Linked DNA regions of Homo sapiens: region 1 is linked to region 2. Evidence: read pairs that join two places in POLR2A ChIA-PET (ENCODE). Cell type or tissue: Caco-2. All regions are shown on one strand. Each heading gives the region's core, and the rest is flanking DNA. Links, peaks and the distances in the headings are about the cores only.

Region 1 (11,924 bases), core at 1,574-9,573, 330 kb after region 2:
CTTTTTATCTGGAAATAATTTTAAACTTGAAGTTACAAGAACAATACAAGATAACTTTTATTCTGATACCCAGATTCACCAATTGTTAACATTTTGTCACATACTTCACTGTTTATTTCCTATAGAAAGGACATTCTCAGATCAAAATCAAGAAAGTTGCATTTTGAAACAGTACCATTATGTAATATTCCATATTTTATATGGTCCATGCTTCATTTTCACATATTATCCAATAATGTCCTTATAGCAGTTTTTTTCCTAGTCCGGGATCATGTGTTGGGTTTTGTTGTGTGTCTCTTTAGCCCCCCCTTGATCTGGAACAATCCTCTGCTTTTCTTTGTCCTCCATGACATTGATATTTTTGAAGACTGCAGCACAGATAAGTTGTAGACAGCTTTGTATTCTTGGCCCAGGAACCAACAAAAGAAAGTTTTTAAAAAATACTTATTGAAAAATTGGGGGACTGGGTGCGGTGGCTCACGCCTGTAATCCCAGGACTTTGGGAGGCTGAGGTGGGTGGATCACCTGAGGTCAGGAGTTCAAGACCAGCCTGGCCAATGTGGTAAAACCCCACCTCTACTAAAAATACAAAAATTGGCCGGGCATGGTAGCACCCGCTTGTAATGCTAGCTACTTGGGAGACTGAAGCAGTAGAATCGCTTGAACCCGGGAGGAGGAGGTTGCAGTGAACCCAGAGATCAAGCCACTACACTCCAGCCTGGGAGCGAAACTCCATCTCAAAAAAATAAAAATAAAGAATTTGGGGGAGAGTAACTTTCATTCAAAAGGTTCAATATTAGGGCTGGGCACCGTGGCTCACTCCTGTAATCCCACCCAGCACTTTGGGAGGCCGAGGCCGGCAGATCACCTGAGGTCAGGAGTTCAAGACCAGCCTGGCCAACATGGTGAAACTCCGTCTCTACTAAATGTACAAAAAACTAGCCAGGCGTGGTGGAGAGTGCCTGTAATCCCAGCTACTTGGGAGGCTGAGGCAGGAGAATCGCTTGAACCTGGGAAGTGGAGGTGGCAGTGAGCCAAGACCATGCCATTGCATTCCAGCCTGGGTGACTGAGCAAGACTCTGTCTCAAAAAAAAGTTCAATATAGGAAAGAAATATGGTTTTTAGAAAAAGAACACATACTTTGACTTACAGACTTAGATTTAAATCACAGTTCTGCTACTTAGGAGTAGTGTGGCTTTGGGCAAGTTACTTTATCTTCCTGACTCTCAATTTCCTCAGCTCTAAAAGGGTATACATAAAACATTGGCGTGAAGAAATGAGAATAATGTATGTAAACAGAGCAGCACATGATATATATGTGATGAATGGTAACTGACAATATTCGCTTTGGTATAACCTCGCCTAAGTCATGTGAGGATGACTGCTCTTGTCATGTTTGAGGGTTAAATACTTCTGTAGCCCTAGTCCACAGAACATGGAAATGGAGAAAAAGCCAGAGTCAGAACAAGGAAATCAATTGGTTGTCACATTATTTCCTTGCATGTAAATAGCACCTAAGAATTCCTTGCATTTTGTAAGTGCCTAAAAATCTTAACAAGGATATGGAGACCCCTCTAAGTGTTTGTCCCCATATTCAAGTTCTGCAGTATTTGATACTTTCCATTTGCTGTTCACTTTCCAAACTTAATAACTAGGTACGCAATGCTAATGTTCAAGAAATCATTTACTAAGGGACAGCTTAGTATTTGTCCATCAGTTGGCTTATTGACGTAACCTGTGTGCTAAATTCACTGGAATGTGGCGTAATCAAATCTGGCTCCTTCCACTTCTGAGTTGGTGCAAGAAACACTTGGCAGCTATTAAAGTGCTATTCTTTGCAGTTATTTGGTATAATTTGCCACAGAAGTAAATTCCAGGAGGTAATATTCTTGCTAGGTTACACCCTGTTACCTCCTGACTTAAGGAGTTCATGCTAAGGGCAATGATCTCTATCTAACTCAAGGTGATTCTCTTGGCAGCCGGGAAGATTTCCAGAGGATTCCAGAACTTGCCATCAACCCACTGGGGGACCGGATCATCAATGCCTTCTTTCCAGAGGGGTGAGTCAGTACAGTTGTTGGACTTCCTTCCTGAGGCTATCACAACCTAAATTATTTGCTAATCTGGAATAATGATATTGGTTGTGCCATCTCAGACTGTGATACCCCCTGATTATATTGAGCAATTCTAATTTTGTCATTTCTAGAATATCTCTTCTGTTCTACCCTCCTGTGTGTTTTAAACTTCAAATAGATATATGAGCCTATCTTCAAAATTCTTATGTTTATCATTGATGTAAAACTAGACTTTTAAAAAATGTTTATTTGGAAATAATTTCAAATTTACAAAAAAGTTGCAAAAGTTAAAAGTAATTCGGAGAATACTTGTATATTTATTGCCCTGATGCATCTACTGTTATATTGTTAACATTTTGCCTCATTTGTGTGCTCTCTTCTTAGTAGTAGCCAATAAAAATATAATGCAAGCCACATACGTAATTTTACATTTTCTAGTAACCACATTTAAAAAGTAAAAATAAGTTAACTTTGGTAATATATATTTTATTTAATATATTTAAAATATTATTTCCATATATAATCAATATTAAAAATAACTGAGATCCTTTTTTCGTTTGTTTGTTTGTTTTAAGACAGAGTCTTGCTCGGTCGCTCAGGCTGGAGTACAGTGGTGCCATCTCGGCTCACTGCAACCTCTGCCTCCCGGGTTCAAGCGATTCTCCTGCCTCAGCCTCCGAGATAGTTGGGATTACAGCCACATGCCACCATACCTGGCTAATTTTTGTATTTTTAGTAGAGACAGGGTTTCACCATGTTGGCCAGGCTGGTCTTGAGCTCCTGACCTCAGGTGATCCGCCTGCCTCAGCCTCCCAAAGTACTGGGATTACTGGCGTGAGCCACCATGCCCAGCCTACATTTTTTCATAATAAGTCCTTGAAATCCAGTGTGTAATTTACACTTAAACACATATCAAGTCAGACTGACCATGTTTTCAGTGCACATAACCAGATGTGACAAGTGACTGCAGTATTGAACAGCGCAGCTTGTACACCCGTGCTTACTCTACATACCCTCTCTTGCAGACACTTTTTCCCTCTCTCTTTCCCCTCTCTCTACCTACACATACTCTACGTGTGTGTGTATATACATACATACATGCCTACATGTACGTACATACATACACATACATACATGTATGTATATACACATACTTATGTAATTTTTTTGTGTATGTGTGTTCACATAATTGTATTTCTGAACTATTTCAGGGTAAGTTGCATAGTAATGACCCTTTACCTCTGAATGCACCAGTGTGTGTTTGCTAAGAATAGGGACATTCTTTTACATATCCATAGTATAGTTATCTACTTCAGTAAACTTAACATTGATACAATCCTCTTATCTAATCTATTACTCTGTTTTATTAACATATTATCCAGTTTATTCTAATTTATATTCATATTCCAATTTTGTCATCCAATAATCTGTTTTATAGCACTTCCCCGCCTCCAGTACAGGATCTAGTCTGGGTCAGTTGTCATGTCTCTTTAGCCTCCTTTAATCTGGAACATTTCCCCAGCCTTTATTTTACTTTCGTGATATTGAATAAACATAGTTCTCACCACATATGCTTTGTCAAGTAGATTGTTCTTAATGTGGGTTTTTCTAACATGAAACTAGTCTTTTGATATGCTTTACTACCTAATACACTGCCTTCACAGTAGTGAGTAAATATTTACTGATTTGATTAGGTACCTTTTCAACAATAAAACTTACATATAAGCTTGTTTTAAGTAATTTCCTAAACAATCTATTCCTGGTTTATATGGATAGTCTATGACCCACAGGACTTCAAAATATTATATGGGTGCCAGTTTTTAATAATGAGACTGTCAATGAGGACACTGTCAGATAAAATGCCTGGAGAGGAAATTTTAGAACTCTAAATTGAGAGCAAAGGAATTTGCTAGTTGAGAGGGTTGGGCATTCAGGAAATGTGAGTGAAAGTCAGAAGGGGAATTAGGTCGGGCAGTTAGTTCATGTAAAGATGGGAATCAAATCACGTTGACTATGAGGAATCTTATGCCCTCTTTCATTTTTTCCTTTCTCTCTCCTTGAACTGCCCTGTTTGTTTCAGGTGTGGTTTTTATGCTGAATTCTTCCTTTTTTCTAATTCCTCTTTTACCCCTGCAAAGCATTGAACCCTATCCAGAGATAACTTTCACAGCTATGCTTTGTATCCAAACCTTTTGCAATGAAAAGTAAACCCAGGAGAGTCACTTTGCCAACTTTTTTTCAGAATTCCTTAGTCACCATTGATTACTTGAAGAAGCAGCTTGTGGGAAGCTGTTTTGTAAGACTAAACTACATTTGCTGTGACTACAATATCACCTGTCATTCTGTCCACCAATCTACTGCTAAGGAAATGGGACAGAGTGCATATGAGGAAGTGGAGGGCTCTACTGGGCTGCACTGCTTAGCTCTTAGCAAGCTGCGACTCTGCTTCTTGCTCTAATCAGATAGATATATTTGGCTTCTGGGTTTTTCTTTCTTCCCTAGGCATATGCACATTGGGGCTTTTTTTTTTTTTTTTTTAAAGAATGAGATTTGAAAGTGGACCATGGTTATTCAATTCCCTTTTACCCAGAAACTTTATGCTAGCAATAATCATTAATGTGTTTTTTCTAGCATATGTTTTAAACTTTACTCCACATTACTTGATTCCTCAGATCTGACATTTTTGACCAGATACTGGTCCATTAGCAGTATAGATACATCGAAGAACTAAAAGGTCATTCTTTTGTTTTGTTTTTTGTTTTTTTGAGACGGAGTCTCCCTCTGTCTCCCAGGCTGGCATGCAGTGGTGTGATCTTGGCTCACCGCAACCTCTGCCTCCTGGGTTCGAGTGATTCTCCTGCCTCAGCCTCCCCAAGTAGCTGGGACTACAGGCTCACGCCACCACGCCTGGCTAAGGTTTCACCACGTTGGCCAGGCTGGTTTTGAACTCTTGACCTCAGGTGATCCGCCCGCCCCGGCCTCCCAGAGTGCTGGGATTATGGGCGTGAGCCACTGCACCCAGCCAAGGTCATTCTTTTGAGTACAGATGGCTCACAGGCTAGCCTTTGAACTCTGCCTTTAGAAGGGCTATGAACTGCATGTCTATAGAGCACAGAAGAGAACCTACATACCTCAGCTATTCGGTGGGGCACAGAAAGGCTGGGGTTTTTTTTTTTTTTAGGTAACCACAGGAACCAGGCCATCTGCCTTAGATAAATAAATTATATTATGTTACATGGGGCATTCTTTTTTAATATTAAAGAACATTCTTCATTCAAGTTTTGAGAATTATTTCTTACAGGGTTATTGATTAGCCTGTGGCACAATGAAAAGATTTTCTCCAAGCTTAAGTACCAAAAAGGCTTTATACACAAGAGGTCTTTCAAAACTTTTTTTTTTTTTTTTTTGAGATGGAGTCTCCCTCTGTCACCCAGGCTGGAGTGCAGTGGTGCAGTCTCGACTCATTGCACCCTCCATCTTTGGGGTTCAAGTGATTCTCCTGCCTCAGGCTCTCAAGTAGCTGGGATTACAGGCATGCACCACCAGGCCCAGCTAATTTTTGTATTTTTAGTAGAGACGGGGTTTCACCATGTTGGCCAGGCTGGTCTTGAACTCCTGACCTCAGGTGATCCACCCACCTTGGCCTCTTGAAGTGCTGGGATTATAGACGTGAGCCACTGTGCCTGGCCTAAAAGATTATTTAGAGAAAAATTATCCAATTATGAGGGAATAATAAAATCATGATGTGTCCACAGAATTATGCATATGTTTTAAATGTTTCAAAGTATTTATATTGATTGGAGAAATGCTTAAAAGTTAAAAAAAAAGGCAGGATACTAATACAGTTATCTGAAAAGCATAGAAAAGTTACTAGAAGAAAATGCATTCATATATATATGAGGGAGTCTTGCACCGTCACCTGGGCTGGAGTGCAGTGGCGCAGTCTCGGCTCACGCAACTTCTGCCTCCTGTGTGTTCAAGTGATTCTCCCACCTCAGCCTCCCAAATAACTGGCAGTATAAGCGTGAGCCACCATGCCTGGCTGATTGATTGATTGATTAATTGATTGATTCCTTCCTTCCTTCCTTTCCTCCCTCCCTTCCTTCCTTTTCCTTTCCTTTTCCTTCCTTTTCCTTTCCTTTCCCTTTCCTTTCCTTTTCTTTTTTTTTGACATAGTCTTGCTGTGTCACCCAGGCTGGAGTGCAGTGGTGCAATCTAGGCTCACTGCAGCCTCTGCCTCCCAGTTTCAAGCGATTCTCCTGCCTCACCCTCCCGAGTAGCTGGGATTACAGGTGCCCACTACCACGTCCAGCTAATTTTTTTGTATTTTTAGTAGAGACAGGGTTTTACCATGTTGGTCAGGCTGGTCTCAACTCCTGGCCTCAAGTGATCTGCCTGCCTCAGCCTCCCAAAGTATTAGGATGATGGGCATGGACCACCGTGCCCAGCCAGAAAATATATTTATATTAACTGTGGTTGTAATTGGTAGAACTCGGATCAGTATTTTTCTATCTACTTTTCTTTTTTCCACATTTTCAAATTTATGTTTGCTTTTATAATTAAATAAACTTGGCTGGGCATGGTGGCTCATGCCTGTAATCCCAGCACTTTGGGAGGCCGAGGTGGGCAGATCATGAGGTCAGGAGATTGAGACGATCCTAGCTAACACGGTGAAACCCTGTCTGTACTAAAAATACAAAAAATTAGGCTGGGTGCAGCAGCTCACACCTGTAATCCCACCACTTGGGAGGCTGAGGCGGGCAGATCACCTGAGGTCGGGAGTTCGAGACTAGCCTGACCAACATGGAGAAACCCCGTCTCTACTAAAAATATAAAATTAGCTGAGCGTGGTGGCGCATGCCTGTAATCCCAGCTACTCCAGAGGCTGGGGCAGGAGAATCGCTTGAACCAGGGAGGCGGAGGTTGCAGTGAGCTGAGATCGCGCCATTGCATTCCAGCCTGGGCAACAAGAGCAAAACTCCATCTCAAAAAAAAAAAAAAAAAATACAAAAAATTAGCCGGGCATGGTGGCGGGCGTCTGTAGTTCCAGCTAGTCAGGAGGCTAAGGCAGGAGAATTGCTTGAACCCGGGAGGCGGAGGTTGCAGTGAGCCGAGGTAGTGCCACTGCATTCCAGCCTGGATGCAAGACTCTGTCTCAAAATAAATAAATAAAGCAAGACTTTATTTATTTATAAGCAGAGCAAGACTCTGTCTCAAAATAAATAAATAAATAAGAAAAATTAAAAATTAAATAAACTTTATTTTAAAAGCGGCCTTTCCATAATGTGCCTTAATTTTAAAATATCCCTTGGTATACATTACTGCAGGGGAGATGGGGGAGATGTGGGAGGTGGCTGAGGAGTCATTGGGCTGCCTGTGGCTCGCTGCAGAGTTCAAAGCAATGAGTTCAAGTTCTGGCTGTCTTGTATAGTGCTGGCACTACTCTACATTCATTTTTTGGAAAACAGATGCAAGTAAATTCAATAGATAACTTTATCCCTGGTAAGTCCTGTTACCTAAATCTGGTTAAATCATTTATAAAGTGGGAGTAATAGCACCTGCCTTACAAGGTTGGGGTGAGGCTTAAATGATATGGTACTGTGAGTCCCAAAGTACCATGCGTATGGAAAGAAACCTCATTAAATGACCTTTCAGGCTACCGTAGCTAAAGCTGTTGCCAGTATATTTAATTCATAAGAAATAATCACCGTGATTGACATGGTGTTGTGTTTGTTATATTTCACAATCAGAGAGGACCAGGTAAACTTCCGTGGATTCATGCGAACTTTGGCTCATTTCCGCCCCATTGAGGATAATGAAAAGAGCAAAGATGTGAATGGACCCGAACCACTCAACAGCCGAAGCAACAAACTGCACTGTAAGGAGCTAAAGTCTTCTGGCTTAAAATACTTGCTTTTCATTTCTTAAAAGTCATGTATTTACTCACTCATTATTTGAACAAGCATCTACAAGAGCATACTGGTTAAGACCTCAGACTCTGGAGCTAAACTGGCCAAGATTAAATACTAGTCTACCCTTTTTTGGTCGTGTGACTTTGGGCAAGGTACTTAACCTCTTTGGGCTTCAGTTTTCTCTTCTGTAAAATAGGATACTAAGGGGTTCCACATTGGATTGTTGTGAGGATTAAATGAGTTAATAAATGTCAAGTGCTTCACATAGTGCCTGGCATATACTAGGTACTTAATAAGTGTTACCTAGTATCATTATAATTCATTGAGCACCTACCGTGTGCCAGGCACTGTGTTAAGTGCTAGCATGGCAATAGTGAACAAGACCCAGGCCCCACCTTTAAGGAATAATGGCAATCCTCAGCTCATCTTAGAATTTGATAGACACTGGATGTGACTTAAGTAATGGGGGACAGCTGGATACAGTGCAAGATTTAATTTTTATACCCGTGTCTCATGCCTCTTTTCCTTTAATACTTGTTTGCCTTCCCTTCTGCCCTTATTGGTTCATGTACAATATTGCCCAATCCCTTACAACACTTCTCCAGGAAATTGAAATTAAATTTATCTTTTTATTCAGTACAAGTTGAAATTACAGTTGTATTAAAACTGACTGAAGGCTGGGCGCAGTGGCTCATGCCTGTAATCCCAGCACTTTGGGAGGCCAAGGTAGGTAGATCACTTGAGCCCAGGAGTTTGAGACCAGCCTGGGCAACATGGTGAAACATTGTCTCTAATAAAAATACAAAAATTAGCCAGGTGTGGTGGCAGGCACCTGTGCTCCCAGGTACTTGGGAGGCTGAGGTGGGAGAATTGCTTGAGCCTGAGAGGTTGAGGCTGCAATGAACCTTGATGGCACCACTGCACTTCAGCCCAGGTGACAGAAACTCTGTCTCAACAAAGAAAAGAAAACAAAACAAAATCTTCGAAATAGCACTAGTGGATTTGGGCGTTACATGGTGTCTTAGGATACCTTTAGCTGACTCAGCTGGCTTAAACAATAGGGAACTATATTAGCTCACTTTACAAGTCAGATTAGGCCGGCAGGAGGGTTGATTCTGTTTCAAGAACTAGGGATTTTTCTCTTTACTCTGCCATCCTCATAGTCTGTTTTATCCTAAAGTATTATGGTCACATGGCAGCTCTCAGTTGTTAACAGGGCTTTTTTTTTTCTTGTTCACATCTGGCAGTAGAGGAAGAGAGATATATATAGAGAGAGATCGAGACTGAAATTGAGCAACACTCCTCCCAAGCATGGAATGTAAGTCCTTCCCCTCACTTTGATAAGTCAGTTCAGGTCAGGAGAGTGCGAGTGCCGAGGAGATTAGGCTAATGAGATTCCCCTCCTGATGCTGTGATTGGGGTTCTGCTAAGGAAAAAGGTTGGAATGCCACAGAAATGGCAGACTTCAGGATGAGATAGAATAATAACAAAGTGCTATGCAGGTTATGCTTGGTTTTATTTTGTTTTTGCTTAATTTTTTGAGATAGGGTCTCACTCTGTCACCCAGGCTGAGTGCAGTGGCGTGATCACAGCTCACTATGGCCTTGACTTTCCTGGCTCAAGTGATCTTTTTGCCTCAGCCTCTCAAGTTGCTGGGACCACAGGCGTGTGCACTACACCCAGCTAATTTTTTATTTTCTAATTTTTTGTAGGGACAGGGTCTCACTATGTTGCCCAGACTGGTCTCGAAATCTTGGACGCAAGCAGTCATCCCACCTTGGCCTCCCAAAGTGCTGGGATTACAGGCATGAGCCTCCATACCCAGCCTGTTTTTTTCATTACATACTTTAGTCTTGGCTGTTGGATTAACTTTTATAGGAAGCTAAAAATTAATTAGAATTCTGTTGCAGTCTATGTATAGGGATCACATTCATGTAATTAGACCAGTAAAACCGAAGCTATTCTAATGCCAAAGAAAAGACTAGAAGAGTCCGAGAAGTCCTCAATTTCTGTCTAAATGTGTTGCTTCTCTTTGAAGTTCCCACAGGGCTGTATAAGCTGTAGCATGGTGCCTCTTACTGTAGACTGAGAGCAATTGAATGTCATATACCTAGCAATACATTTGCCACTGAGACACATTTACCTTAGAGAAAGGGGATGTGGGCCAGGTGCGGTGGCTCACGCCTGTAATCCCAGCACTTTGGGAGGCTGAGGCAGGCGGATCACCTGAGGTCAGGAGTTCGAGACAAGTCTGGCCAACATAGTGAAACCCCATTTCTACAAAAATACAAAAAAAATTAGCCAGGCATAATGGTGGATGCCTGTAATCCCAGCTACTCAGGAGGCTGAGGCGGGAGAATTGCTTGAACCTGGGAGGTGGAGGCTACAGTGAGCCGAGATCATGCCATTGCACTCCAGCCTGGGTGATAGAGCGAGACTCTGTCTCAAAAAAAAAAAAAAAAAAAAAAAAAAAAAAAAGGAGATGTGTTACTTAGAAATCTGGGTTTACAGGCCAGGCATGATGGCTCACGCCTGTAATCCCAGCACTTTGGGAGGCCAAGGCGGGTGGATCACTTGAGATCAGGGGTTCAAGACCAGCCTGGCCAACATGGTGAAACCCTGTCTGTACTAAAAATACAAAAAATTAGCTGGGCGTGGTGGCGGGCGCCTGTAATCTCAGGTACTCGGGAGGCTGAGACAGGAGAATACTTTGAACCTGGGGGGCAGAGGTTGCAGTTAGCCGAGATTGCACCATTACTCTCCAGCCTGGGCAACAGAGCAAAACTCCATCTCAAAAAAAAAAAAAAGAAATGTGGGTTTACAGAGGAGTGGAACCAAATTTTATTATGGGTTATACTTTGCATAGAATACTGTCTTCAGGAACTCTGAGAACACACTTTGTTCTATTTCTTTTCTAAGCCACGGTGAGAGAATTTTAATCACGATCAGCAAGGCTGAACTATGCCCATGTAGGCACAGGCCCAAGCACACATAGTGCCACTCTGCTCTTCTGTTTGTCTCCTGGAAGTGGTACCTTATTGCTTTCCTCTTTGGATTGGTGAGGTTATAATAATGCTTTCTGTAGGCCAGGCGCGGTGGCTCATGCCTGTAATCCCAGCACTTTGGGAGGCCGAGGTGGGTGGATCACCTGAGGTCAGGAGTTCGAGACCAGCCTGACCAACATGGTGAAACCATGTCTCTTCTAAAAATACAAAATTAGCCAGGCATGGTGGTGCATGCCTGTAATTCCAGCTACTCAGGAGACTGAGGCAGGAGAATTGCTTGAACCTGGGAGGCTGATATTACAGTGAGCCGAGATCACGCTATTGCACTCCAGACTGGGCAATAAGAGTGAAACTCCATCTCAAAGAATAATAATAATAATAGTAATAATAGTGCTTTGTGTAAAAGGTACAACCCTATCTACAGGTGGATAGTGTTTAAAAAAAAAAAAGTGAAAGGTATAATTCATCTTAGGCCCAGGGCATGGTAAGTAAGAGAGAAGTCTAGAGGTCTACAGGTTTTCCTTCCCACATTCTAATTGTCTTCTTAAATGGTTTAAGTTTTTATAACACATAATGATGTGGAAAGTAAAGAGTCTACATTAGAATATTTTTCTTGGGTGTTGAGGAGTATAGGCGGAGTAGAGCTTGGGAGAGTAGCCAGGAAGAAATAGCAGCATTATTCAAAGAATCCAAAAGGTAGAAGCAATCCTAGTGTCCATCGACAGATGAATGGATAAATAAAATGTTGTGTACACATACAATGAAATATTAGTCTGTATTAAAAAAGAAAATTCTGAGGCCGGGAGCGGTGGCTCACACCTGTAATCCCAGCATTTTGGGAGGCCAAGGTGGGTGAATCATGAGATCAGAAGTTCGAGACCAGCCTGGCCAATGTGGTGAAATCCCATCTCTACTAAAAATACAAAAATTA
Region 2 (11,924 bases), core at 1,272-9,271:
TTTTGGTAGAGACAGGGTTTCACCATGTTGGCCAGGCTGGTCTCGAACTCCTGACCTCAAGTGATCTGCCCTCCTCAGCCTCCCAAAATGCTGGGCTTATAGGCATGAGCCACCACACCGGCCATCCCTATTATTATTATCCCATTGCACAGATGAGAAAACTGAGTGTAGAGCTAGAGTTAGGTTACAAGCCCAAGACCACATGGTTAGGAAGTGCCAAGAAGCAGGTCCATGTCAGGCTTATTCACCAGACTCACCTGGAGGGTGGGGAGAGACTCGTTCCTCCTGCCTCCTCCCCATCTCTGCTCAGTCCCCCTGACCAAGATTCTTCAGAGTTCGGTGTCCCTCAGCGCCCATGCCCTACCCCTTCCTTCTCACCGGGGCCCTTCTTATCATCAGTCACTGCATCCTGTTCCTCCCTTGAAGCCCCCAGATGAGTTCTCAAGGCCACCACCAAGTCATCACCTTCCTCACTCCTCTCTCCAGTCTCAGGCCTGTTCTATGGGGAACCCACTCTGTCCCGCGGGAAAAACCCTCAGCAGGCGGTTCCTTGTGGGGGCTCCAGAGAGAGGTGAAGGAGGCCACGCGGGGCACCGCCTGCTGAGCGGGAATCCCGTCCCTAACCGCTGGCGCCCCTCGAGGGGAGGGGCGAGGGCGGAGGTGGTTCTGCTGCGGCATCTGTCCCAGGCGGGCGGGAAGCTGCTGCATTAAATTGTAAAATCGATTTATTGACCGGCAGGTGCGAGCAGCGGCAGATGGAGAGTAGCCCTGCCGGGGCGCATCTGCGGGGAGCGGCGGCATCGATCCCGGCCCCCCTCTGAAACCCGTCGGTCCTGGGCCTTTCTCGCCAGCTCACTCCCAATTGTAGGGCCAAGGTCCTTGAAACTGCGGCGCCTGAATGGCTAGGGTAGCTCGACTCCCTCCCCCAACACCCTCCTGGCCTCAGGCCCCGGGCTGCGCCCCCACGGCTGCCAGGCTCTGCCAGTCCCACTGCCCCAGTTGGCACGCGGCGGGCCGGGCTGACGCGTGGCAGCGCCCTGCGGCAGATGAGGCACGCGCCGGCCTCATTTCAATGTGAATGGATCGAATGGAGCAGCCATGTGGCAGCAACAGTTTGCAAATCTCCACGCCTTCTGTGCAGCTCCCCGGCCGCCGCTCCCTGCACGTGGCCCCTTCTCCGCAGCGACCGCAGCGGCGCCCCTCAAGGCTTAAGCGCCCCGCCCAAGCCAGGCCTGCTTCCCCGCCCCTGGTCTGCCCAGCAGGCACGGTGGCCCGGCCCCCACCGCGCTCCTACCCGGGTGCAGTGTGCCCCGCGAAGAGCGCCGTCCCCTGAGAGGGGGTTGGGGAGAGGAGAGGCAAAACCGCGCTGAAGGTCTCGGAGCTGCGCCTGCGGCCGTGGGGAGGGCACAGAGGCTACGCTGCGGGGGAGGAGTCCCGAGGCTCTACGAGGCTCCTGTTGCGCCCCAATAACCTGGGGTCAGCTTGGGGACACCGCTGGAAGGCGACCTTAGCGCTTCCCGGTCCTCAGTGCCGGTTCTTATGGCTGGAGGACTATGCGCAATGGCCAAGCGTAGGGGGACAGCAGAAGCAGAAGGCCTCTAGGGGCAGAGGCGGTGGGCCTTTCATGAAGCCAGGCCTCGACCCTGCGCCCGCTTCCGACGTTGGGGAGTGTTGAGGGTGCGGGTCGAATTGAGGAACCCTGGGCCTGCGGAGGGTCAGTGGTCTTTCGGACTCTGGGTCTATCTGTGCACCCTTTCCATGCTGTTGTGGAGGGTCTGCGTCAGGGGCGGGGGCAGCCGACTTCGATGGGGGTCCAGCCCCACGGTGATCGGTGGCCTCCCATCCCAGGACCACGCGTGTAGCGTTCTTCCGCCCGCAAGTCCGAAAGTCCCGAGTGGGAGAAGAAGGAAGGCGCAGCCCCAGTTTTGGGCTGACAGAAACACTTGCGGCCTTCGCACTGGGCTCCCCACCCGCAGCATGACCCTCTCCTGCTCAGCAAATGTGGGCAAAGCTCGACCGCAGCGTGTGGGAGCGCTCGTAGGTACCCAGGGCCAAGGGTGGCAGTGTCCTAGCCCGGGAATGAGCTTCTGGGACAGCGCCTCCGCAAATAGGTGTTTCATGAATGTCTTTTGATGCTGAGAATTTAACCCTTTCCTCTTCTGGTCAGAGCCTTTCTAGATCTCTGGGATCTCCTGGGTGCTGCCTCTCTGAAGATAATAATCCCAACTTTTGTTTGGTCCTTGATAATTTGCAAAGTACATTTGGGCACATTAGTCTGGGCGTGTATGAGGGTAGAGAGTGTTCCAGATTTTCCAGTATTGGGAGAGATGCCTTGTGTGGGACTAGATGTCTCCCTTGAGGGTCAGGTAAGCAGGACCAGCGCCAGAAAAGGAGGATGTTTTTATTAACTCCTGGGCCAGGATTTGGAGTTGAGAGAGGACAGGGCTAGGTAGGGCTGGATGCCAGCTTGGAGGGGAGCAAGGGGCACCCGCTGGCATCTTAGAGAGGCAAGTCCAGGGATCCATAGGGTATAGGCGGAGAGAAGATCTGGGAGCCCACTTGCCAGGATCGCCGGGAGGCACGCCCCGGACTCCCCCTCCCTCGGGCCTGGGACTCCGCCTGCCCATAACCTACATTAACTCCCGAGCGCAGCCTGGGCCCATCTGCCGCCCCGCCCCACCTCGGTTCCCCACGCCAACCCGCTCGCGCCAGATGGTGGCTGGGAGGGGTGGCCGTGCGTGGGGGACCCCGGAGCCCGTCTCCTCACCTCGCCCCTCCCCCAACCCACGCTCCCAACCTCTTGTTTCTCATCCTTCCCCCCCCCACCACACCCGTCCCCCAGTCCTCCACCACCACCACCCAACTCAAAAAAAAAAATCAGACCATGCTCGGCATTGGCAGCTGTTGGGCTTCTCGCCGCTCCCCCACCCTTACCGCCTCCCCCGGGTTCGCGCCGCGTCCCGGCTCCCCCCCCGCGCTGATCTTACCGCCCGACTACAGCCATCACCTCGCGGGCGGGCTGACAGCTGAAGCCACAGGGCCCCCGCTGCCCTCGGCGTCGCAAAGAGAGAGCTCCCCGGCACCCCTGAGACTGGGAGAAGCCGGCCCTCCCCGGTCTGCGGTCTCCGGGGATCACGCCGGGTTCCGAGAAAGCAGCTGCGCTGCTGCCGCTTGGAGGAGTGGGGCCACCCAGGGGACCCTCTCGGGCGAGACTTGGGAAGCCGCCTGAAACTCAAACAGCTCCGCAAGCCTCCAGTTCCACCCCACATCCCGCCTTATGAGGCGAGGACCCGGGCCGACCCGGCCTCAGTCCCTCACCTTGATTCTCCAGTGGCCTGAGCCAACTCTGGCGTCAGGAGAGTTCCTCCTTGCCCCAGCTGAGCGACAGGGCGCGGCCGGGGGCTTGGGGCTGCTGGGGTGGGGGGAGGCAGTGGGCGCAGGAACTGAAGCTGGACTCAGGTGAGGGGACGCGCTGGAGGCGGGGCCAGAACCTCATTACCATACAGCTGAGGACGCGCCCCCCTCCTACCTCCGGGACCACGCCCCGCCCTCCCCCACCTCAGGGACCGCGCGTCTGGGTCTCTGGCACGCGCCAAGCCCTGGCAGGGGGCAGAAGGGAGAAGGCACGCGCTGGGCACGCCCCCCCTTAGCTAGAGAGGGAGACGCCCAACAGGTGCACAGAGAGGGCCCCGAGCCTTAGACCCTTAGCCCCTAGCCTTGCTCAGAGTGGCCACAGAGAGGTTAACGCTTCTGCTGGCTTCCCTGCTGCGCTGGGGACGCGTGGTGGGTGGGCACTCATAGGTTGGGGGCCGTTGAGACAAGGGCTCCAGAAGCTCCAGGAAGGAAAAGGAGATCGGATTTCCCTAGCGCTGGTTTTTGCATTCCGGGCTTAAGTTCTTTTTACCTGCTTTGGAACACTAGGTAACTAGCGCCTGCTGCGGATGCACAGCCTACAGGGACTGCCTAGTGTCTCCGCCCCCAAGACCATCCCCGAACCACCCACTCACCTCCTGCCCCATTACCGGGCAACCCCTCTATCCTCCGGCGGCCAGGGTCTCAGCCCTTAACCCCGCCATCACGGAGGACTGGTCACCTCGGCACGCGCAGAGCTGGGGGACCTAGAGGTTGGGAGCGGCACGGAGGGGCGGGGACCTGCGCCCGACTGGCTGACGGGGAGGGGGGAGCGGCGGGGGCGGAGGCCCCCTCCGGGCGGCGCTGGGACTGTAGCAGCTAGAGGCCGGGAGGGGAGGGGAGAATGACCATGAGTCTGAGTGACAGGCGGCGAGGAGAGGAGCCAATATATATAAGGAAGGCCCCCAGCGCGCAGGTTTCAGTAGCGGCGCTGCGCGCAGGCCGGGAACACGAGGCCAAGAGCCGCAGCCCCAGCCGCCTTGGTGCAGCGTACACCGGCACTAGCCCGCTTGCAGCCCCAGGATTAGACAGAAGACGCGTCCTCGGCGCGGTCGCCGCCCAGCCGTAGTCACCTGGATTACCTACAGCGGCAGCTGCAGCGGAGCCAGCGAGAAGGCCAAAGGGGAGCAGCGTCCCGAGAGGAGCGCCTCTTTTCAGGGACCCCGCCGGCTGGCGGACGCGCGGGAAAGCGGCGTCGCGAACAGAGCCAGATTGAGGGCCCGCGGGTGGAGAGAGCGACGCCCGAGGGGATGGCGGCAGCGTCCCGGAGCGCCTCTGGCTGGGCGCTACTGCTGCTGGTGGCACTTTGGCAGCAGGTAACACGTCCCGCGCCCTCTCCGTCCCCTCTGCCGCGCTCTGGGCCTCAGCCCCGGGCACCAGCTGAGCTGACCGGTCCCCTCCCTCCTTCCCTCGGTCCCTGTGCAATAGCGCGCGGCCGGCTCCGGCGTCTTCCAGCTGCAGCTGCAGGAGTTCATCAACGAGCGCGGCGTACTGGCCAGTGGGCGGCCTTGCGAGCCCGGCTGCCGGACTTTCTTCCGCGTCTGCCTTAAGCACTTCCAGGCGGTCGTCTCGCCCGGACCCTGCACCTTCGGGACCGTCTCCACGCCGGTATTGGGCACCAACTCCTTCGCTGTCCGGGACGACAGTAGCGGCGGGGGGCGCAACCCTCTCCAACTGCCCTTCAATTTCACCTGGCCGGTGAGCACAGCCTGGGCGCACTGGGAGGTCGCAGAAGCCGAGAGAGGAGGCGCCCTGGGACCAAAGCCCCCTCCCCAGATTTCCTTGTACACACACCCCCACCCCCAAAAAGCCCAGGATGCATTCTTTCCTGGCTCTTCCCGACTCTCTCCTGAGACTGATCCCAGAAAAGGCTCTCACCAGTCTCCGTCTTCCCAGTTTATGTCCTCCCGTCCCCAGCTCTTGGGACACGATTTTCATTACCTACCACTCTGGGGCGGTACCCTACCACCCCCTCCTCCAGTGGCTCTCCCTTACACTCTCCCGTCTCTCAACCCTCCCTCTACCGGGGGTTCTCCTCTCGCCTTCCCTGCTCAAGCGCTACACTGTGCACAGCCCCGTTATGTTGACCCGGGCGCAGTAACTGAATCCTGCAATTAGATTAATTAAACAGGCTGCCGCAAGGCACCCCCACCTCTCCCCGCTTGCTCATCTCGCCATCTCTCCGTCCCCCCACCCCCTTTCCCAGGGTACCTTCTCGCTCATCATCGAAGCTTGGCACGCGCCAGGAGACGACCTGCGGCCAGGTGAGTAGCTCGCTCCGCCACCACAGGGGGGCGACACGGCGCAGCGCCGAAAGAGTTAATCTGTTCTAGGCGGGGGAAGTGCGGGCTTGGGGGTGGGAGGCAGGACGCTTAGCTTGGCCTGGAGCTGCGCCCCGCGCTGGACGCTCGGATTCCGCTCGCTGCCTGGACTCAGAGCACAATTGCGTTTCCTGCGGGTTATTTTTGGCGTGGGAACGCGGGGAGTACGGCGGTGAGAAAGGCTGAAGCTGCCAGCGCCGCTGACGGGCCCCTTCCTGTATTTTACACCTTTCGCGAATTCCGCTCCTTTGGAAAGGGAATAATGGCTTTGGGATGTTGTTCTGACACAGAGGAAAAGGATATTTCAGCAGCACAACAATTCTCACTTTGAAAAGGAAAAAAGAAAACCATTACCCACCTCTGGAGGCAGAACCCCTGAATGGGCACCAAAGGACCCCCTGCTCCCAGGGTCCTCTCTAGCCTGGGGAGCTTTTCTTTCTTTTTCTCTTTTTTCCATTTTGACCTCTTTTCCTCTTTCCCCTCCCTATCTGCCTCCAAGACCCTGGGATATCTTAACATCCTTCTATTGTCCCCTTTTTGAATACTATCAGGCCCCCTGCACATGCACACACGTAGGGCAGCTACGTAGCGGGGCTTTGGGTCCCTCTGGCCTGTTCTTGCTGGCAGGCGGGGGTCATCTGGATAACTGGGCTGATTGGTTGGCTGATCACCATCATCACAGCCAAGAAGGACATTGGCCAGCCGTCACTGGCACCCTTGGGGACTGGCGACCCTTCCCTGACCCGACCCTCTGCCCCCTCAGAGGCCTTGCCACCAGATGCACTCATCAGCAAGATCGCCATCCAGGGCTCCCTAGCTGTGGGTCAGAACTGGTTATTGGATGAGCAAACCAGCACCCTCACAAGGCTGCGCTACTCTTACCGGGTCATCTGCAGTGACAACTACTATGGAGACAACTGCTCCCGCCTGTGCAAGAAGCGCAATGACCACTTCGGCCACTATGTGTGCCAGCCAGATGGCAACTTGTCCTGCCTGCCCGGTTGGACTGGGGAATATTGCCAACAGCGTAAGCAGTCAAGCTCCCACCTGTGTGGAAGGGGAGGGTCCCCTGAGGAAACACAGTGGAGCTTCTTGGTCACAGCTTGCCTCCCTTGAAGAGTGGGTCTGGGCCTCCTACTAGCTGGGCCTCAGGGATGCTGAGGGTGGGCTTGACCTCAGACCTCCTGTCTCTTCCCAGTGCTCCTCCCATCATGCCAAAGCCCACAAGAACCCCATCATGACATTCCATCCAGTTTGGCTTCTCCTTCCCTGTGCCATTATTTCACTTTAAGACACTCGGGGCTCCTCTGGGAGGCCAGGAGTAGGAAGAGGGCCCAGGAGAGCTAGGGGATCCCCAGGGCCAGCAGGTGAGAATGGGGCTTAAGAGTCCTTGGTATCCCAGCCTCACCCAGCTCTGTGTTCTTCCCTTAGCTATCTGTCTTTCGGGCTGTCATGAACAGAATGGCTACTGCAGCAAGCCAGCAGAGTGCCTGTGAGTAGGGGACAGGAAGTGGTGAGTGGGAGCCCTCCCTTGGCCAAGGCCTCTCACCTCACTCTGCCTCTCTCTTGTTCCCCAGCTGCCGCCCAGGCTGGCAGGGCCGGCTGTGTAACGAATGCATCCCCCACAATGGCTGTCGCCACGGCACCTGCAGCACTCCCTGGCAATGTACTTGTGATGAGGGCTGGGGAGGCCTGTTTTGTGACCAAGGTGAGTCAGGGTGAAGAGAGGGTGCAGAGGGTGCAAGAGATATGGGGCTGGGGGGTGGAAATCCGATTCGTCACCTGGATCCTTCTTACTTGGTGACTGCAGACTTGGCTTTCCCATGATCTTCCAAGGATCTTGGGTCTTTTAAGGATCTTTACAACTGGCCCAGAATGAGGCGGTGGGTCCTTCTCCAGGTGCGGCGGCAGGGGGTGGTGGAGCCAGGGTGGCTGAAAAACCCAGGGGGGTGACAAGGTCGGCAGCCTGGAGGTTGCACTCATAAATCCTAGCAAAGCCAAAGAGAGAGGGATGGCAGGCTCAGTTCCTCTTTCAACCCCGTAGTTACCTATTAACCCCCTGAGTGTTTGCTTACCTTCCAGGGCTGTTTGAGCAGCTCTCCCCTAAACAGCTGTCCGGTGGGGTGTGCCCACCGGCCACCTGAGGCTGTGGGTGAGCTGGGCCTCTGGGCGGAGTGGCATCTAACCGACTTTTCGGTGTGGGCACAAACGGCCTCCCCTGCTCTTACCTAGTTACCACCTGCCTGAACCCATGCGGTCTCTACCTGGTGTTTAGGGGTAGTCACTCTCTGGCTATACAGGGGCCTTTCAGCCCCAACCTTGGGGGAGGAGGAAGCCTTTTTTCTTGCATCCTGCTAGCCAGCTGCAGCCAGCTGCAGCTCCCATTTTCAGGATCAAATGGGTGCACCTGCTGCCCAGAGACACCGGCGCAGGCCTGGGTAGGGTGGGCAGAGAGCTTGCCAGGGTGGAAAGAAATTGCCTAGGCCCTGACTTGCTGTCAACAAGGGGCTTGGGATTCAGTCCCTGTGTTGTGTGTGTGTGTGTGTGTGTGTGTGTGTGTCTGTCCCTTTACTACCATCCCCACCCCAACACTCACACACCTGGTTCCTGCTCATTCTCTTCCCTCTCCACCATATTTGCTCCCAGGTGACACAGTCATATACTCATCATATGCAAACACAGCACTTGCAGGCCATATATTTACTCTGTCTGGTTCTCCCTCCCTGTCCTTCCCAAATAAAAAAACAAATACTTATATTTCAAAATACCCTTGTAACACCTCTTCCTTTAAAAAATGCCCGATTACTGCCTATGGTGGCTCTCATCTCTCCTCTACCATTTCTACCTGTTGAAATTTTATCCCTCCTTCCAGGCTTATCTCAGCTGCCCCTCCTCCATGAAGCCTTTTCTGACTTCCTCCCCGACATGTGGCCTTGCCCTCTGCTCTTCTTCCTTATCTTCATCCTACTTGGGTTGGCAGTTTGTGAGTTTCCCTGGCAGGACGTCTTCCAGTTCCAGTTGTGTTGTTTCACTTTTGGTTGACTGCACTGGTCATATGTGATTCAAGGTGCTTTAAGAAACATGATTTTCATCCTGGCTAACACAGTGAAACCCTGTCTGTATTAAAAATACAAAAGTTAGCCAGGTGTGGTGGCAGGCACCTGTAGCCCCAGCTGCTGGGAAGGCTGAGGCAGGAGAATGGCGAAGTAGAGCTTGCAGTGAGCCGAGGTCGTGCCACTGCACTCCAGCCTGAGTGACAGAGCAAGACTCCGTCTCAAAAAAAAAAAAAAAAAAAAAAAAAAGAAACATGATTTTAGGCTGGGTGCGATGGCCTGTAATCCCAGCACTTTGGGAGGCCGAGGTAGGTGGATCACTTGAAGTCAGGAGTTCGAGACCATCCTGGCCATCCTGGTGAAACCCCTGTAAAAATACAAATATTAATCGGGCACAGTGGCGCATGCCTGTAATCCCAGCTACTTAGAAGGTTGAGGTATGAGAATCGCTTGAACCCGGAAGGCGAAGGTTGTAGTGAGCCTATATCACATCACTGCACTCCAGCCTGGGCGACAGAGTGAGACTCTGTTAAAAAAAAAAAAAAAAGAAGGAAAGAAAGAGAAAGAGAGAGAAAGAAAGAAAGAAAGAGAAAGAAAAAAGATTTTATTGGTGGTGGAGGAAGGATGTTTGGGCCTGGGAGACTTTGAGTTGAGGTGTCTTTGAGCCAAACATGGGGGCAAACATGGACTGCAAGGAGCCTGGAGGTGAGTGCATTCCCTGGCCCTGCTCAGCTGCTTGGTTCCTGTTTCTGCAGATCTCAACTACTGCACCCACCACTCCCCATGCAAGAATGGGGCAACGTGCTCCAACAGTGGGCAGCGAAGCTACACCTGCACCTGTCGCCCAGGCTACACTGGTGTGGACTGTGAGCTGGAGCTCAGCGAGTGTGACAGCAACCCCTGTCGCAATGGAGGCAGCTGTAAGGTGAGGCCCAGACCAGCGCAGGAAGACAGAGGTGTCAGGTGGTGTCTGGGCATCCCTAACCTAGGCAGTTAGTGGATGTACAGCCATGGACAGGCATTGTGGGCAGGTGGAGCCCAGCCTTCAGTCACACATCCCTGCCCCCCAGGGTCTGACTTTGGCCCCTTTATGGTCTCTCTCCAGGACCAGGAGGATGGCTACCACTGCCTGTGTCCTCCGGGCTACTATGGCCTGCATTGTGAACACAGCACCTTGAGCTGCGCCGACTCCCCCTGCTTCAATGGGGGCTCCTGCCGGGAGCGCAACCAGGGGGCCAACTATGCTTGTGAATGTCCCCCCAACTTCACCGGCTCCAACTGCGAGAAGAAAGTGGACAGGTGCACCAGCAACCCCTGTGCCAACGGTGCGTGCTGCTGCCCTGCTAACCTGGTGGACTGGCCCTGGGGCTGAGAGAGACTTCTGGTGAGGGAGGGTCAGGAGAGGAGCGAGGCATTGTCTGCCACTCTGGCCCCCCATCTGCTCTGGAGGGCGAAGAGCTTGCTTGATCAGCTGGGGGGCTGTGGAAGCGGAGCTGGTTAGTTGCACGCAGGCCTTAGGAGCAGGGGTGGTATGCACCCTGCATAGCTTCCATTCCTATTCCCATGTCAGAACCCCGTCCTGGCTGGGGTGGCCTCTGACCCTCCCCAGGAAGTCCTGAGCTGGAGAGAGGGATGTTGGAGGCTTCATGTTTCTCCTCAAAGGAGGCAGTGATTCAGTCAGAGCCCTGCTCCTGGAGGCCTCATCTTGCCCCGTGCCCAGGTAGAGCATGAGGTAGCATGAGGCATCTTGAATGTTTGCACCTTTTGAGGCACAAAGCCTGTTGGTAATCCTTGTCTATCTGGCTCCCAGGTGACCCTCTGTGAGGCAGGCAGGCAGGCAGCGCTCAGGAGCTGGAGAGGGGTGGGAAGGGCTGAGAGGGAGTCTGCTCTCTCACTGAAGCCTCTGGCACTGCCATTTCTTCATCACTGAATGGGAAACTATAATACCTGTCCTCTGTCCTTCATGTGGTTGTGAAGATGAAGTAAAACAGTCATGATTGTACTTATCCGAGCATTAACTATATACCAAACATGGGCTCTTGCCTTCATGTACCTTCCCGGCTATCCTATGAAGGGGCTAGCATTCTACTCCAGTCTAACAAATGGGGAAACTGAGGCTTAGAGACACGGTTAAGCAGCAAGTGCCAGATCTCAGGCCACAGAGTGACAGCTGAGGTCCCAACTCAAGCCTATCTGTCTGATTCTACGTTAAAGTTCTGTAAGATGCTAGTCATTTTTATACATGAGCCCACTGAGGCCGAGAGAATCAAGGTCATGCTAAACTCCAGGTCTCCTGACTCTGTGCAGTTCTCTTTGTAGTGGGCTCTGCAGGTGGAGGTAGAAGGGCCCGAACGTGTTCCTGGAATGGGGCTCCCACCCCCTGCCCCAGGGAGCTCCCAGGCTATCACTGACTTGTGTCTCATGCGTCCTCACAGGGGGACAGTGCCTGAACCGAGGTCCAAGCCGCATGTGCCGCTGCCGTCCTGGATTCACGGGCACCTACTGTGAACTCCACGTCAGCGACTGTGCCCGTAACCCTTGCGCCCACGGTGGCACTTGCCATGACCTGGAGAATGGGCTCATGTGCACCTGCCCTGCCGGCTTCTCTGGCCGACGCTGTGAGGTGCGGACATCCATCGATGCCTGTGCCTCGAGTCCCTGCTTCAACAGGGCCACCTGCTACACCGACCTCTCCACAGACACCTTTGTGTGCAACTGCCCTTATGGCTTTGTGGGCAGCCGCTGCGAGTTCCCCGTGGGCTTGCCGCCCAGCTTCCCCTGGGTGGCCGTCTCGCTGGGTGTGGGGCTGGCAGTGCTGCTGGTACTGCTGGGCATGGTGGCAGTGGCTGTGCGGCAGCTGCGGCTTCGACGGCCGGACGACGGCAGCAGGGAAGCCATGAACAACTTGTCGGACTTCCAGAAGGACAACCTGATTCCTGCCGCCCAGCTTAAAAACACAAACCAGAAGAAGGAGCTGGAAGTGGACTGTGGCCTGGACAAGTCCAACTGTGGCAAACAGCAAAACCACACATTGGACTATAATCTGGCCCCAGGGCCCCTGGGGCGGGGGACCATGCCAGGAAAGTTTCCCCACAGTGACAAGAGCTTAGGAGAGAAGGCGCCACTGCGGTTACACAGG

The links. Peaks named below come from ENCODE experiments on the same cell type or tissue, not always from the same donor. Only the 100,000 strongest peaks of a DNase experiment are listed, where the experiment ranks them.
Region 1: POLR2A ChIA-PET joins it to region 2 with 10 read pairs; 4 of 35 experiments call an interaction of 5 or more read pairs at or near these places.

What each region holds. Positions count from the first base shown.
Region 1 is chr15:41,254,930-41,266,853 of GRCh38, forward strand. It overlaps CHP1 (calcineurin like EF-hand protein 1), which reads left to right. Exons shown (of 7, transcript NM_007236.5): 3 at 1,981-2,061; 4 at 7,827-7,954. Among named protein-coding and RNA genes, the nearest start is that of OIP5-AS1, 22 kb to the right of the region's middle. In Caco-2, for the core only: no CTCF peak of the experiment used is centred there; DNase peaks (open chromatin) are centred at 5,072 and 9,362.
Region 2 is chr15:40,925,008-40,936,931 of GRCh38, forward strand. It overlaps DLL4 (delta like canonical Notch ligand 4), which reads left to right and starts at 4,333. Exons shown (of 11, transcript NM_019074.4): 1 at 4,333-4,727; 2 at 4,840-5,109; 3 at 5,618-5,675; 4 at 6,496-6,759; 5 at 7,164-7,224; 6 at 7,310-7,440; 7 at 9,541-9,710; 8 at 9,891-10,110; 9 at 11,221-11,923. The coding sequence starts at 4,662. RefSeq lists an enhancer at 179-1,024 and silencers at 3,475-3,544, 4,138-4,227. In Caco-2, for the core only: CTCF peaks have their summits at 5,769 and 5,969; DNase peaks (open chromatin) are centred at 3,554, 4,304, 4,864 and 5,714; H3K4me3 peaks cover 3,927 bases.